2 separate regions of the Homo sapiens genome follow, and region 1 is linked to region 2. Evidence: read pairs that join two places in POLR2A ChIA-PET (ENCODE). Cell type or tissue: A673. All regions are shown on one strand.

Region 1 (8,000 bases), 290 kb before region 2:
ATTTATCCCAAGATTGTGTATCACTGTGAGCTCACTGATGGCAGGGAACATACCTTACTCAATTTTTAAGACTTTTACAATTTGGAATAATTTTAGATTTATGGAAAAGTTGCAAAGATATTATAGAAAATTCTCATATATCCTTCACCCAGCATCCCCTAACATTATCATTTTACATAACCAGGGTACATTTGTTAAAACTAAGAAGTTACATTAGTACAATGCTATTAATTAAACTACAGACTTTATCCAGATTTCGCCAGATTTTCCACAAATATCCTTTCACTATTCTAGAATTCAAGCCAGGATACCACATTCCATTTAGATCACTGTTGCGTTTAGATCATTTTTGCATTTAGATCTTATTCACTTTTATATTTCTGGTACCCAGGATGGTGACTAATAGGTACTCAATGTATATTTGCCGAGAGAACAAGCCAGAAAATACAACTAGAATTGAATGCTCAGATACTGAAGAGGGGACTGGGGTGGGGGCCATGGAAGTAGCAGACCTGGATCTAGCACTCAGCAGGGCCTACTTCTGTCTCAAAAGCTTCAAAAGGGTGGAGGGGGCAGGAGACAGTTTCAATGAGCTGAAGAGTGAGTGGGAAGAGGAGACTGAGTGTAGAGAACTTGCAAAGCAGATTGTCAATGAAAGCAAAGGCAGAAAAGATACAGTAATTGAAGGAGAATAAATGTCATAAAAGTAGTTTTAGGAAAGGGAATAGTGAGCTGTTTTGTAGTCTGAGAAAAGGGAAACTTGAAACGGTGGGGGTGTGTTGGGGATTGAAGACCCAGTAAAGAAGAGATGATTGCTGAAATAATGCCCAGGAAAAAGCAGGGGGAATATGATTTGGAGTCTAGGTGGAAATGGGGTCTTGCAGAGACTTATGAAAATTATTGGAATATCTGCTATGTAGTAAGGAAAATTAAATCAACTAAGAATGAAAGAAAAGAATGACATCATTATTGAAAGCCCAGAGATAATCAGGTTATTATATTTTGGGTCTGGCACTAATGACACTTAGTGCCACTCTTAGACTGCCAGACTCCCTGAGGACATGCAGTTTCAGGGAGTCTGGTAGTCTAAGTGTGGCACCAATGCGAGTCTTTTTAAATTCACTTTTTCATTTCTGTTCATATGACTACATCATCGGTCAAATCATTTACTTTGTCCCAGGATTTGGTAACAGGCTTCATTGAATTCATAATGAATAACTTTTGTTTTGTGTTGGGATTCCATAGAGTAACTTGGATATATTAACACTGGAATTTTTCTACGTTGTTTATAGCAAATTATTCTAGTACTATTTATCCTAATAAAAACAGTAACTATAATCAGAATTTTTTGAGCAGCTACTATGTTATAGCAATGTACTAGACATTTTGTGGACTCTACAAGACATCTCCATTTTAACTGTGGGAAGAGTCTTGGAGAGAGTCATTCTTTCAACAAGTATTCATGAAGCATCCTCCATGTGTCAGGTTTCACCTGAGGCAATTGGGATACATCAATGAGAAAGTGAGACAAAGATCTCTGACCTATGATGTCACATTTTAGCAGAAAATCCAAGTGGGTAAATGGTTTACCTAAATTCACAAATGTAATAAGTAGCTGCAATGACCTTTACTAATTTTTGGCTGCCTTGTGTCCATTTCACCTTCTTTTGGAGGGGAATTTTACTTTCCCTATTTGATGCAGTTTTGTAGGAGTGTTAGTCAAGGTATCCTGTTTTCCCTAATTCCTATACACTACGTATATGAATAGTCTTGACTAGGCCAGTTGAATGCTTTTTTTTCTCTGAAATATGACTCCTGTATATAGAGAAAAAAGTACTGAGAATCATTGAAACTTATCCACCCTTCTAGTTTCCTAAGATTTTTTCTAAATGAGATCCCTTGGTGTGTTTATAGGGTTTGTCTTTTCCAAGACTAATTTACTAGACTTCCCTTCAATTCAGAGAGCTCCTCCAAAGCATTCCATCATCATCATCATCATCATCATCATCATCATCATCATCATCATCATTTTTGCTTACACTAGCTTTTGTTAGTTTCTGTTGCTTACTATCAGGAACCTGGATTTGTGATTCCAGAATCAATCCTTTGACTACACTTAGCTTCACTAACATACATTCTGTGATACATTGGAATTCCTGAGAGATTGTCCAAGGATTTTTTTGTTAGCATATATATTCTGACTGGAAAATTTTCTGTCTTTAGACAGAACTGGGCATTGACTTATCTGTGTTTCTTGATTTTGAGCATGACTTAGAAAGGATGTCCCCTGCTTCATTTCTCTTGGGACATGTAACAGACTAGACAGAATACCCAGTCAGCTTTTACTCAGTTGGCCTTCCTACCATTGTGGAATTTGGCATTTACAAGTGGTTGATGCAATGTTATTTCAGCATGGGCCCAGTCAACAGCTCCCACCACCTCTGGAGACTTCCATCGCTAGAATCTTACACTGCAGACCCTGTTCATTGATATTCAGGTGACACAAGCACAAGAGGAATAGCTGACATTGCTGTCACTTGCAGGGTCATCCTATATTTGTAGAAACATGGAATTATTGTTGCTAGCCTTGCTGCCTTGCTGCAGCATTGTACTAACCCCAGGGCACCATTCACATTGTAAGCATCATGAGTGGCACTCCCAGAGTCCGAAAATGATGCCTGGTGTGGAATTGGCTTCCTGTCTATTTCTTCCTGCTTGGCGTGTTCTCCTGGATGCTGGCCCAGACTTCTTTCTTAGGACTCTGCATGGCTGCTTCCTCATGCCATCTCTAGTTAAGGCTCAAAACTTAGCTCTACGCTCAGAATTTATTTTTCTCATCTGTTTTATCTAAGAGCTAATTCCTGGATATGCCATGTGTGTGCAGAAACTCTCACTACTCTTCCCCCTTTGCCTGCCTGACTCCTGATATTGCCTCTCCTTGCTTTCTCTGTTGGGTGCACCAAAGACCTGCTCTACCAGTACAGTTCTCTGTAGGTGTAAGTTCAGGCCCACTTCTAAAATTGGTGGAGCCCAGTGCAAGGCTACAAGTGAGTGCCCACATGCTATGCTGTCTAAATATTCACAAGTGATACTTCAAGCTAATAAAATACCTTCTATCCACCTACCTTGACTAATATATCTTCATAATGACTTGGAAGGTCAGGGGTCTTGGACTTCTGCAAGTTTTGCTTCTGAACATAGCAGCAGGGAGAACCTGTCTTGCAGTTCATATTCTGGCTCTGCCTTCTCTTCTCACTCTAGGTCTGTCTTATACAATGAGAGGTCTCACATGCATGTGTGTGGAAACTCTATCCCATATTTACAATCCCCATTCGCATCCCCACAAATGGCTCTCTATTGGCCATTCCCTGGGCCTAAGGATGTTCTTGTCATTGGTGTGTTCTGTTCTCAAGAGACAGGGCCTAGGGAAGAGGCATTCTCTGGCTCTAGAAGTGAGCTCAGGGACACTTTGGCAGAGAATTTTGGGGTCCAGGTACAAGAAGCCTGGTCTAGAGGGAGAGAAGCAGGTTGAGGGTGAGCATATACCCTTGGCTCCAGAAAGGTCTTGATTTGTGAGAAGGAAGATGGCTAGAGAAGGCCAGGAGTCTTCTTTGCCCAAGCTTAAGTATGCAATGGTAAAAGGTAGAGCCAGTCTCATGCTTCTGTAACGCTGGGAGTACAAGCCAGTTTAGCCATGCTCTTCCTCTTCACAAGGGACATTTTGGGGCAATGGGAAGTAATGGTTATCTTTATACTCGAGGAAAAACTGTAAAATATGGTGTTTCTGACCTACTTCTCAGAAGGTGGTGATCATAAAAAGTATTCCATTGTCTCTGGATCTTGAGGTAGTTATGTAAGCAATATGACTAGCTGTTTTAGAATAGTACTGTGGACACAAATGCCAAGTCCAAATAAGAAACTCTTCAAATATCACGTGTAGGGGAGAAAACTCTACATTGCTCAAAACTTCAGTGGATAAATTCACTCTTAATTTCATGCAAGAACAAATGTCAAGTTGCTTTACAGCTACTTTGTCTTTATTAAATTTAATAATCATTTGTTGAATGTCTATTATGTTTTGAATTCTAACTGGAATGCTATAGAACTAGATGATAAAATGTGAGTTGTACCTTGAGGGATAAGAAGGGCTTTACTGGGTGAGTAAATTGGAAGAATGTCTTTGAGAAGCAAGTTTCCTCATCTGTAAAAAATAGTGATAGTGCTTACCTTACAGGGATTTTATGAAGATTAAAAGGGTAACAAAGGCAAGACACATAGCTTATACTCAATAAATTTTAAGTATTCCTGTTTTCTGTTTTTTTTTTTTTTTTTTTTTTTTTTTTTTTGAGTGGGGAGAAAAGACAAAGAAAGTGGATTGAGAACATAATGACTTGTTCGACAAGCTGGGTGCAGCTTGTGTTGTTAGAATACAGTTTGCACAAGAGAAGTGACTGGAGATTAGTCTAAAGAGCTCATTGAAACCAGACTGTATTATCTGACGAGGAGTTCACGTATGTCCTATAGGAAAGAGGACTCAGTGAATGGCCTGATGAGAGGGCTAACACAAGGAGATTTGCCATTTTAGAAAATTCATTTGTGTAGTGTCATAGAGGATGGTTTGGAGATAGAAGAGACTGGCAACAGGCTGATCTGCAATCATTCAGATAATAACATGAGATGGTCTCAAACTAAGACTCTGGCTGTGGAATACTTAAGAGAGGACAAATGTTAGTGGCCAAGTCAATGGTACTTGGTACAAAAGGTTAGAAAGTTTAAGTGACAAAGATACTTGAAGGTTTCTGGCTGTTGCAACAGCTTGTTTGGAGGGACTATCAACTGGGATAGGCATGACAGATTAGAGAAAGTTTCGTGGGGCAAACCTAGAATTGAAAACATGAGACATCCAGTGCAGATGCCCAGCTGGCCATTGGTAACAGAGAGATCACAGTGGAAATACAAATCTGGGGTCTCCTTCATTTGTATGATAACTGAGACATTCTCCCAATGCACTCACCTGGTGATATGGTTTGGCTCTGTGTCCCCACCCAAATCCCATCTTGAATTGTAACTCTCATAATTCTCACGTGTTGTGGGAGGGGCCCAGTGGGAGATAATTGAATCATGGGGGTGGCTTCCTCCATACTTTTCTCATGGTAGTGAATAAGTCTCATGAGATCCGATGGTTTTATAAGGGGTTTCCATTATTGTTTCTCTCTCATTTTCTCTTGTCTGTTGCCATGTAAGTCATGCTTTTGCCTTCTTTCATGATTGTGAGGCCTCCCCAGCCATGTGGAACTGTGAATCCATTAAACCTCTTTTTCTTTATAAATTACCCAGTCTTGGGTATGTCTTTATCAGCAGCATGAAAATGGACTAGTACAGCAAATTGGTACTGGTAGAGTGGGGTGCTGCTGTAAAGATACCCAAAAATGTGGATGCAATTTTGGAACTGGGTAACAGGCAGAGGTTGAAACAGTTTGGAGGGCTCAGAAGACGACAGGAAAATGTGGGAAAGTTAATTTCCTAGAGACTTGTTGAATGGCTTTGACCAAAATGCTGATAATGATATGGACAATGAAATCCATGCTGAGGTGGTCTCAGATGGAGATGAGGAACTTTTTGGGAACTGGAGTAAAGGTGACTCTTGCTATGTTTCAGCAAAAAGACTGGCAGCATTTTACCCCTGCCCTAGAGGGGCTTCAAACTTGAGGGAGATGATTTAGGGTATCTGGCAGAAGAAATTTCTAAGCAGCAAAGCATTCGAGATGTGACTTGGGCACTATTAAAAGCATTCAGTTTTAAAAGGGAAACAGAGCACATAAAAGTTTGGAAATTCACAGCTTGAAGATGAGATAGAAAAGAAAAACCCATTTTCTGAGGAGAAATTCAAGCCAGCTGCAGAAATTTGCATGGGAGAAGCCAAATGTTAATCCCCAAGACAATGCGGAAAATGTCTCCAGGGCATGTCAGAGACCTTTGTGGCAGCCCCTCCCATCACAGGCCTAGAGGCCTAGGAGGAATAAACGGTTTCGTGGGCTGGGCCTAGGGCCCCCCCTGCTGTGTGCAGCCTAGGGATTTGGTGCCCTGCATCCCAGCCACTCCAGCCTTGGCTAAAAGAGGCCAAGGTACAGGTTGGGCTGCGGCTTCAGAGAATTCAAGCCCCAGGCCTTGGCAGCTTTCACAAGATGTTGAGCCTGTGGGTGCACAGAGTCACGAATTGAGGTTTGGGAACCTCCACCTAGGTTTCAGAGGATGTATGGAAACACCTGGCTGTCCAGGTGCAAGTTTGCTGCAGGGGTGGAGCCCTTATGGAGAACCTCTGCTAGGGAAGTTCAGAAAGGAAATGTGGGGTTGAAGCCCCCACACAAAGTCCCCACTGGGGTGCTGTCTAGTGGAGCTGTGAGAAGAGGGCCATCATCTTCCAGATCTCAGAATGGTAGATCCAGTGACAGCTTGCACCATGCACCTGCAAAAGCTGCAGACACTCAATGCCAGCCCATGAAAGCATCTGGGAGGGAGGCTGTACCCTGCAAAGCCACAGGGGTGGAGCTGCCCAAGACCATGGGAACCCGTGTTGCATCAGCATGCTGTGGATATGAGACATGGAGTCTAAGGAGGTCATTTTGGAGCTTTAAGATTTGACTGCCCTGCTGAATTTCAGACTTGCATGGGGATTTTAGTTCATTTTGACCAATTTCTTTCTTTTGCAATGGGTGTATTTATCCAATGCCTGTACCTCCATTGTATCTAGGAAGTAACTAACTTGCTTTTGATTTTACAGGCTCATAGGCAGAGGGGACTTGCCTTGTCTCTGATGACACTTTGGACTGTGGTCTTTTGAGTTAATGCTGAAATGAGTTAAGACTTTGGGGGAGTGCTGGGAAGGCATGATTGGTTTTGAAACGTGAGGACATGAGATTTGGGAGGGACCAGGGGCAGAATGATATGGTCTGGCTCTGTATTCCCACCTAAATTCCATCTTTAATTGTAGCTCCCATAATTCTCACATGTTGTGGTAGGGACCTGGTGGGAGATATTGAATCATGGGGGCAGCTTCCCCCATACTGTTCTTGTGGCAGTGAATAAGTCTCATGAGATCTGATGATTTTATAAGGGGTTTCTGCTTTTGCCTCTCTCTCATTCTGTCTTGTCTGCTGCCATGTAAGACATGTCTTTAGCCTTCTTCCATGATTGTGAGGCCTCTCCAGCCACATGGAACTGTGAGTCTTTTTCTCTTTTTCATTATAAATTACACAGTCTCAGGTATGTCTTCATCAGCAGCATGAAAACAGACTAATATATTCAGCAATGCCCTTCTTATCCCTCAAGGTGCAAGTCACATTTGACCCCCTCGTTTTCTAGCCTTCTGGTGAGAATTCAGGACATAATAGACCTTCACCAAATGATTATTGAATTCAGTGAAGACAAAGTAGCTGTGAGGCAACTTGTCATTAGTTCTTGCGTGGGTTCTCACTTATAAGTTGGAGCTAAATGATGATAATACATGGACACATACAGGGGAACAGCACACACTGGGGCCTTTTGGAGGGTATTGGGTGGGAGGAGGAAGAGGACCAGGAAAAATAACCAGTGGGTACCAGGCTTAATACCTGGGTGATGAAATAATTTGTACAACAAGTCGCCATGACACAGGTTTACCTATGTAACAAATCTGTACATGTACCCCTGAACTTAAAATAAAAGTAAAAAAAAAAAGCATAAATTATCCACTGATGTTTTGAGCTATTTGGAGCTTCCTTTCACACACATGATATTTGAACTGTTTCTCATTTGGACTTGGCATTTTAGTCCACAGTACTATTCTAAAACAGCTAGTGGTATCGCTTACATAACTACCTTAAGATCCAAGACAATGAAATGCCTTTCATGTTCCTCACCTTCTAAAAAGTAGGTCAGAAACATCATATTTTATTCTTTTTCCTCATCTTGAGTATCGTGGGCAATGATCAGGTATGTCAGTGAGAGTATAAAGTGATGAA
Region 2 (8,000 bases):
AATTGAAAAGCTGGAGAAGCAAATGAAAAGACTGATCTTATTTGTGGAAAAGGATTTATGAACATGAAATATATTGTATCCTGTGAGTACACTGAAGCAAGATCTTAGGGCTGACACTTTGAGGAAGAGAGGAAAGTAGCCACAGAGAGAGGAAAGCAGCCTGTAGCCACAGGTGGCGATGGTATTTTAAAACAAAACATAAGGTAGTCATTTGGTTTCTCAAATGCATTTCTGATTTCTTTGTTCTGAATCTGCATGTGAAGCAAATGAACCCATAGCCTCCTTCATCCCAGCTGAACCATTTGCTTCACTGTCAGTGAAGGGGGTAGAGTCAGTGGTAGGGATAAGTAACCCAGATAAAAAGTTTAGCATGGCCATGTCTCTGTCATCCTGTTTTCCCCTTTCCTTTTTCTTTTTGATTCTTTAAAACGGAAATTCTGATTTTATCAACTTTAGAAATGAAACAGTATTGATTGGCTCCTTTCTCAAAAGGTGAAGAATGTTCTCCTTTTTCTTGTGATTTTCTGGAGTTTTCATCTTAGCTTATTAGTTACACGTATTTCAACTGTATAGCTTTTTTTTTTTCCTATTAGTTAAAACTGCATTCTTTTTTTTTTGTCACCGTTACTATCACAGGTATTCTGTGCTTATCTGGATTGACAAGCTGCTCTTGCCAAAGGTTTCCTGAGCACATTATTTTGATTTGTCATATGAGTAGTTGTATTATGTGTTTGAACAAATTTTTCAGGGAGAAATATATCTTAATTATACCATATGATCCAGCAATCTCACTGCTAAGTATATACCCAAAAGAAAGAAAATCAGCATATTGAAGAGGTATCTTCACTCTCATGTTTATTGCAGCACTGTTCACAATAGCCAAGATTTGGAAGCAGCCTAAGTGTCCATTAACAGAAAAATGGATAAAGAAAATGTGGTACTTATACACAATGGAGTATTATTCAGCCAGAAAAGGAATAAGATCTTGTCATTTGCAACAACATGGATGGAACTGGAGGTCACTGTGTTAAGTGAAGTAAGCTAGTCACAGATAAACTTTGCATGTTCTTATTTGTAGGAACTAAAAAAATTAATTGAACATATGGAGACAGAGAATAGAAGGATAGTTACGAGGGGCTAGGAAGGTGGGTTGGTTAATGGGTACAGAAATATAGTTAAATAGAATGAATAAGATCTAGTATTTGGTAGCATAACAGGGTAAATTTATTGTACATTTTATAATAGTTAAAAGAGTATAGTTGGATTATTGGATTGTTTGTAACACAAAGAAAGGATAAGTGCTTGAGGTGATGCGTACCCATTTACCATGATGTGACTATTACATATTGCATGCCTGCATCAGAATATCCCATATACCCCACAAATATATACACCTACTATGTACCCACAAAAATTAAAAATAAAAATATTAAAAGTGGCTTGTTTTTGTTATTGCAGGTAAACAAAGGCTTGATTGGCTGTAGAATTTTTGAGTCGTTCCATATTTCTGACAAAATCTTGAAATTTATTCCTTCATCTTATTTGTTGGGGTGAGGTTAATGGCTGTGTCCAGCCCATTTTTTTCCCATTATGATTTGATTTATTTTCCCCATTTGATTTTTTTAATGGGATTTCTTTTAATTTTTAAAGCTTATTAACTTAAACCTGTTTTGCACTTATCATTTACTTCATAGTTTTCCTGGAATTTGTCACACTTTTTTAAATTATGGTAAAATACACATAACATAAAATTTACCCTCTTAACCATTTAAATGTACAGTTCAGTAGTGTTAAGTATATTCAGACTGTTGTGCAACCAATCTCCAGAACTCTTTTCGTCTTGTAAAACTGAAACCCCGTACCCATTACACAGCAATTTCTCATTCATCCCTCTCCCCCAGTCCCTGGCAAGTACTACTGTACTTTGTCTCTATTAATTTGACTATTAGCTACCTTATATATGTGGAGTATTTGTCCTTTTTTGACTGGCTTATTTCACTTAGCATAATGTCTTCAGGGTTCATCCATGTCATAGCATATGCCAGAATATCCTTTTGAAGGCTGGATGATAAGCCATTGTATGTATATACCAATTTAGTTTATGTCTGTTCATCTGTTGTTGAAAACTTGGGTTGCTTCTACCTCTTGGCTCTTGTAGATAGTGCTGCTACAAACATGGGTATACAAATATCTCTTTGAAAGATCATTAACAGTTATTTTGGATATATACCCAGAGGTGGGATTGCTAAATCATATGGTAATCCTATTTTAATTTTTTTGAGGAACCTCTATACTGTTTTCCATAGTGATTGTACCATTTTTGGTCCCACCAGCAGTGCTGGGTTCCAGTTTGTTCACATCCTTGCTAATACTTCTTTTCTTTTTTTGATAATGGCTATCTTAATGGGTGTCAGATGTTATCTTACTATTTTGATTTGCATTTGCATTTTACTGATGATTAGTGATGTTGAGCATCTCTTCATGTTTGGCCGTGTGTGTGTGTGTGTGTGTGTGTGTGTGTGTGTGTATGTGTATATACATTTTTGTAGAAGTGTCTACTCAAGTCTTTTGCCCAATTTTTAAGTTGTTTGTTGGTTTGTTGTTTTTGATTTTGAGTTGTAGGAGTTAGGAAAGTTTACTTTTATTGCTAAGTAACTTCTGTTCCACTTATTTTTGTCAAGTATGCCGATTATGTTGAATCTTTATGTCCTGCGATTTATATCCATAATTTCTTTTTAAATTTTTTTATTTTTATTTTTTATTATTATACTTTAAGTTCTGGGGTACATGTGCACAACATGCAGGTTTGTTACATAAGTATACATGTGCCATGTTGGTTTGCTGCATCCATCAACTCGTCATTTACATTAGGTATTTCTCCTAATGCTATCCCTCCCCTAGTCCATCACCCCCTGACAGGCCCCAGTGTGTGATGTTCCCCTCCCTGTGTCCATGTGTTCTTATTGTTCAACTCCCACTTATGAGTGAGAATATGTGGTGTTTGGTTTTCTCTTCTTGTGTTACTTTGCTGAGAATGATGGTTTCCAGTTTCATCCATGTCCCTGAAAAGGACATAAACTCATCCATTTTTATGGCTGCATAGTATTCCATGGTGTATATGTACCACATTTTCTTTATTCAGTCTATCATTTGATGTGCATTTGGGTTGGTTCCAAGTCTTTGCTATTGTGAACAATGCTGCAGTAAACATATGTGTGTATGTGTCTTTATAGTAGAATGATTTATAATCTTTTAGGTGTATACCCAGTAATGGGATGGCTGAGTCAAATGGTATTTCTAGTTCTAGATCCTTGAGGAGTTGCCACACTGTGTTCCACAATGGTTGAACTAATTTACACTCCTACCAACACTGTAAAAGCATTCCTATTTTCCCCACATCCTCTCCAGCATCTGTTGATTCCTGACTTTTTAATGCTCGCCATTCTAAATGATGTGAGATGGTATCTCATTGTGGTTTTGATTTGCATTTCTGTAACGAGCAGTGATGATGAACATTTTTTCATAAGTTTGTTGGCTGCATAAATGTCTTCTTTTGAGAAGTGTCTGTTCATATCCTTTGCCTACTTTTTGATGAGGTTGTTTTCTTCTTGTAAATTTGTTTATTTGTAGATTCTGTATGTCCATAATTTCTAATTAATCTAGTAAATTCCATTATTGTAAGCACATGTACTTTTTCCCAAGCCAGACTTCCATGGCACCAACTTGGTTTTCTGCAGTGGCACTTCTGTCTTTTGTAGTTTTAAATTTTTAGTTTCTGCAGTGATTTTTTTTTATTTCCTTAAAAAATTTTAAAATCAAACTTGTAAATGTTTATAATTTAAAAATGTATAGGTAGATACTTTATTTGGCAAACAATGTTAGCTATCACTTTTACCATGTTCACTATATTGTTCACAGTATGATAAGTATTACTCCAGGTGTCTTAGGTACATTAATCAATTCAATTCTTATAGTCATATGTGGCAGCCTTACTATTATTATACCCATTTTACAGAGGAGAAATCTGAGGCAAGGAGACATGACATAACCTGCCCAAGGTCATACTGGCAGGACAAGGATTTGAACCTAGGCAGTTGGATTCCCTAGCGTACTGTACTTGTAACTACTATGCAGCACTGCCTCTCTTCCTCCTTTTCTTAAAAAAAGAAATGTATGTGCTTTATTTGAATTCTGACTCAACCAACCAAACTGTTAAAAGTTATAAGAAAATCAGGGGATTGTGAACTTACCGAATATTTGATGATATCAAGTACCTCTGATTAATTTTTTAACTGTGATGATGGTAAGGTAGTTTCCTTATAAAAGAGTTCTTTTAAGGACAAAACAGCTAAATATGTAAACATAAAGTTACTTACAGCATATGTATTATGCTGAGTTATTTACAGAAGAAATTAAATGATGCTTGGGATTTGTTCCTCTATATTATCTTTAAATATATTCATTTTAATTGATATACATTTGTACATATTTATGGGATACAGTGTGATATTTTGATACATGTATATACAATGTGTAATGATCAAATTAAGGCAATTAACATATCCATCACCTCAAACCTTCATCATTTCTTTATACGGGTAACAGTCAAAGTCCTCTCTTCTAGCTATTTGAAAAAATACAATAAATTGTTGTTTGCTATAAGTCACTCTTCAGATCTATAGAACACTAGAACTTATTTTTGCTATCTAGGTATAACTTTGTACATCCATTAACCAAACTCTCCCTATCCCTCCCTGTCCCCTAGGCTTCCTGGTATCTAGTAAGCACTATCCTACTCTCTACTTCTGTGGGATCAACTTTTTTAGCTCCCACATAGGAGCGAGAACATTGCAGTATTTATCTTTCTGTGCCTGACTTACTTCGCTTAACATGCAGTCCTCCAGGCTCACCCGTGTTGCTGCAAATGACAGGATGTATGTAATTTAAAGTGTCAAATAGCTCTGAGGCTTGCCAGGAAAGAGGAGTCCTTGCTTGCTTCCTACAATTTTACCTTCCCCAGAGCTACCACTTTCAGTTGTTTTGGCAGCCTCATTTGATATTTGCATTTAATCTGTAAGATTTTTTTTAACTTCTTTTTGAAAATTTTTAAAATTGTGAATGATATGTTTTGAAATATGTGCTATGTGGAATTCTAAGGTTTTTATTTCTTTTTATCTTACTAGTTTGGAATATTTATAGATGTACCATGTGCAAAGTGTACCATTCACATACTCCCATCCTGAACCTCCTTTTCTTAGTATAGTTAGGTCATGATTTTGACTAGGCCATTATTCAGTGTTAATAGGATGATGACCTTGTTAATGCTGTTCATACCTGAGCCATGTAGAATTCTATGAATCCTTTTCCTCTTCTGCAAATTTTTTGTTCTATTTAAACTAATTGTTCTTTTGATGTTTGCTTAGTTTTCTATGTGCTTTTTACTCATTCAGTCCTAAATGCTCTTGGTTATCCAAATCTCCTCTTGATATACTACTTCTTGAGTCTTTTTGCTTATCACCCAAGGATTTCCCTTCACAATTATGCCAGGAATTCCTTTTTTTCTCCCTCTTGTATTGGACTCCTGTTTCCTGTATCACATGCCTGTCTTTTTCTTAGTTTCCTCCCTGTTTTGCAGAAGAACATCTGCCAATAGAATTCTAGGTTGTCAACTGCCTTCCTCATTGCTTCATTGTCTTCTAGCTTTCAGGGTTGCTGTTGAAAAGTCCAGAGACTTTCTGATTCCTAATCTTTTGCTTATGAGCTTCCCTACCTGCTTTTTGATATTTTATAGGACCTTTTTAATATCCTTACAGTTAAAAAAACACAACTCATGATGACAGATGCTGTGTTTAATGTGGGCATATTGAAATCAAATGAAATGGGCAGGTAGGCACTCAGTGGGCCCTTACAGTCTACACAGTTATGACCTTACGTTTTAGGAAATATTTTGAGTTAGTCATTTGACTTCACTCCACCCCATTTCCTTTACTCTTTTATTCTGGAATTCTATTTGGCTATTAGACCTGCTGGACTCATTTTGTAGCCTTCTCATTTTTACTGTTCTAGTCTTCTTTACTTTTTTTTTTTTAACTCTACATTTTGGGCACATTCCTTAAAGTTATATTCCAATCTGTCTACTGAATTTTTTTTGAATTCTTAAAAATTGACATATAAAATTATAAGTATTTATCATGCACAATATGATGTTTTGAGTATATATATATTGTGGAATGGTTAAGTCTAGCTAATTAACAAATGCATTACCTCACATAGCCACCATTTGTTTGCGGTAAGAACAGTTAACATCCACTCCCTTGGCATTTTCCAAGAATACCATGTATCATCATTATCTATAGTCACTGTCCTACACGATGGATCTGACCTTATTCCTCCTAACTGCAATAGATCTCCTGTCTAACTGTAAATATGTATCCTTTGATCAACATCTTCCCAACTCCCTCTCCCCACAACCACCCCAGCCTTTGGTAACCACCACTTTGCTCTCTACTTCTGTGGGAAAAACTTTTTTAGATTTTGAATTACCACTTTTTAAGCATCCTGTTTTTGTTTGAATAAGTGCAATATATTCTTCTCGATGTTACTATTGTTAAACCTATTCATCTGCTCAGATTCCAGAGAGAAAAATCTTTCCGTCTCAGGCCTTAGATGATGTAAGACTGGCTTCAGATGCTATTTAGCTCTGATAGGCGGAAGAGATAATAAGAAAGAAGACAAGCTTCAGCTCTGAACTGCCTGTATCTCATCTTGTTCCTCCAGGTTTGGGCTTCAGGAATTTCTTCTATTTTGTTTATATCAGACTATAGGGCTCTCTGAAGAATGATACATAGTTTGAAAAATTTCCCCATTTTATCTAAATTGTTGTATATCTGTAATAGTTTTCTAAAGTTTTTAGAATAAATTTGTCCTTTCCAGGTTTCAGCATTGATGGTTTCTTCTTTCCTCCTTTATTGCTTTTCATTCATCTATTCTGTTTTGGAGACGAAGGCTTTAAAATCTTTACCCACGTAGCTTCCCCCAGCTACCTCTGAGAAGTCTGTTTTATCTTTTGCATCACTAATTTTATTTTTTGCTTTTTAAAAATATTCTACTTTCTGCTTCATTGGTTGCTTTTATTCAAGTTCATAATTCAGATTTTCTTTTCTGGTTAGCGCAGACTCTTTTCTGGTCTCATATTTCTTTCTATGGCTACCTGCTCTATGTGCAAAGATTCTACTATGTCCCCTGGAATTTTAAGAACATGAGCTAGAAATTTTCTGTTAATAGAGTTTTCTCTTTTATATAGTATATCTATTTCTTAAGTAAATATTTGCTCTGATTCTAGAATCTTCCCCTTTTCTGAACCACAATGTGTTCTATTTGCCTGGTGGATTTAGATTTTTCTCCTTTGCTTATCCTTAGGGAAGTCAATGCATATTCAGTATTGGGTATTGCCTTGTTTTCTTTCCTTCTTTCCTTCTTTCCTTCCTTCCTTCCTTCCTTCCTTCCTTCCTTCCTTCCTTCCTTCCTTCCTTCCTTCCTTCCCTCCTTCCTTCCCTCCCTCCCTCCCGCCCTCCCTCCCTCCTTCCTTCCTTCCTTCCTTCTTTCCTTCTGTTTTAAAATTTTACTTTAAGTTCCGGGATACATGTGCAGAACATGCAGTTTCTTACATAGGTATACATGTGCCATGGTGGTTTGATGCACCTATCAACTCGTCATCTAGGTTTTAAGCCCCGCGTGCATTAGTAACCCTGTGTTCTTTCAAGAAACTTGTATGAGTCACTATTTGACTCAAGTCCAGACAAAGGAAAAAGGTTACATTTGTAGTAGATTAATTTACCAATTATGAATTCATATTCCTGTGAGGCCTGGGAAAAGAGCCAGCATCAGCTCCAGAAGTAATCAAAGGGAAGTTTGCCTCAAACCAAAGACTTTGTTTTAGGTATTTGGTGTGGCACTCAGTAATTAGCAAGGTCATTGTCACTTGGCATGGCTGCCCTTGC

The links. ChIA-PET counts read pairs that join two places held together with the same protein. Peaks named below come from ENCODE experiments on the same cell type or tissue, not always from the same donor. Only the 100,000 strongest peaks of a DNase experiment are listed, where the experiment ranks them.
Region 1: POLR2A ChIA-PET joins it to region 2 with 8 read pairs; 2 of 35 experiments call an interaction of 5 or more read pairs at or near these places.

What each region holds. Positions count from the first base shown.
Region 1 is chr9:111,264,250-111,272,249 of GRCh38, reverse strand. It overlaps MIR7702 (microRNA 7702), which reads left to right and starts at 1,036; the gene lies at 1,036-1,094. In A673, no CTCF peak of the experiment used is centred here; no DNase peak of the experiment used is centred here.
Region 2 is chr9:110,977,389-110,985,388 of GRCh38, reverse strand. All of the region lies in intron 2 of LPAR1 (lysophosphatidic acid receptor 1), which reads left to right. Among named protein-coding and RNA genes, the nearest start is that of LPAR1, 57 kb to the left of the region's middle. In A673, no CTCF peak of the experiment used is centred here; DNase peaks (open chromatin) are centred at 4,938, 6,678, 7,378 and 7,878; H3K4me3 peaks cover 1,021 bases; H3K27ac peaks cover 3,361 bases.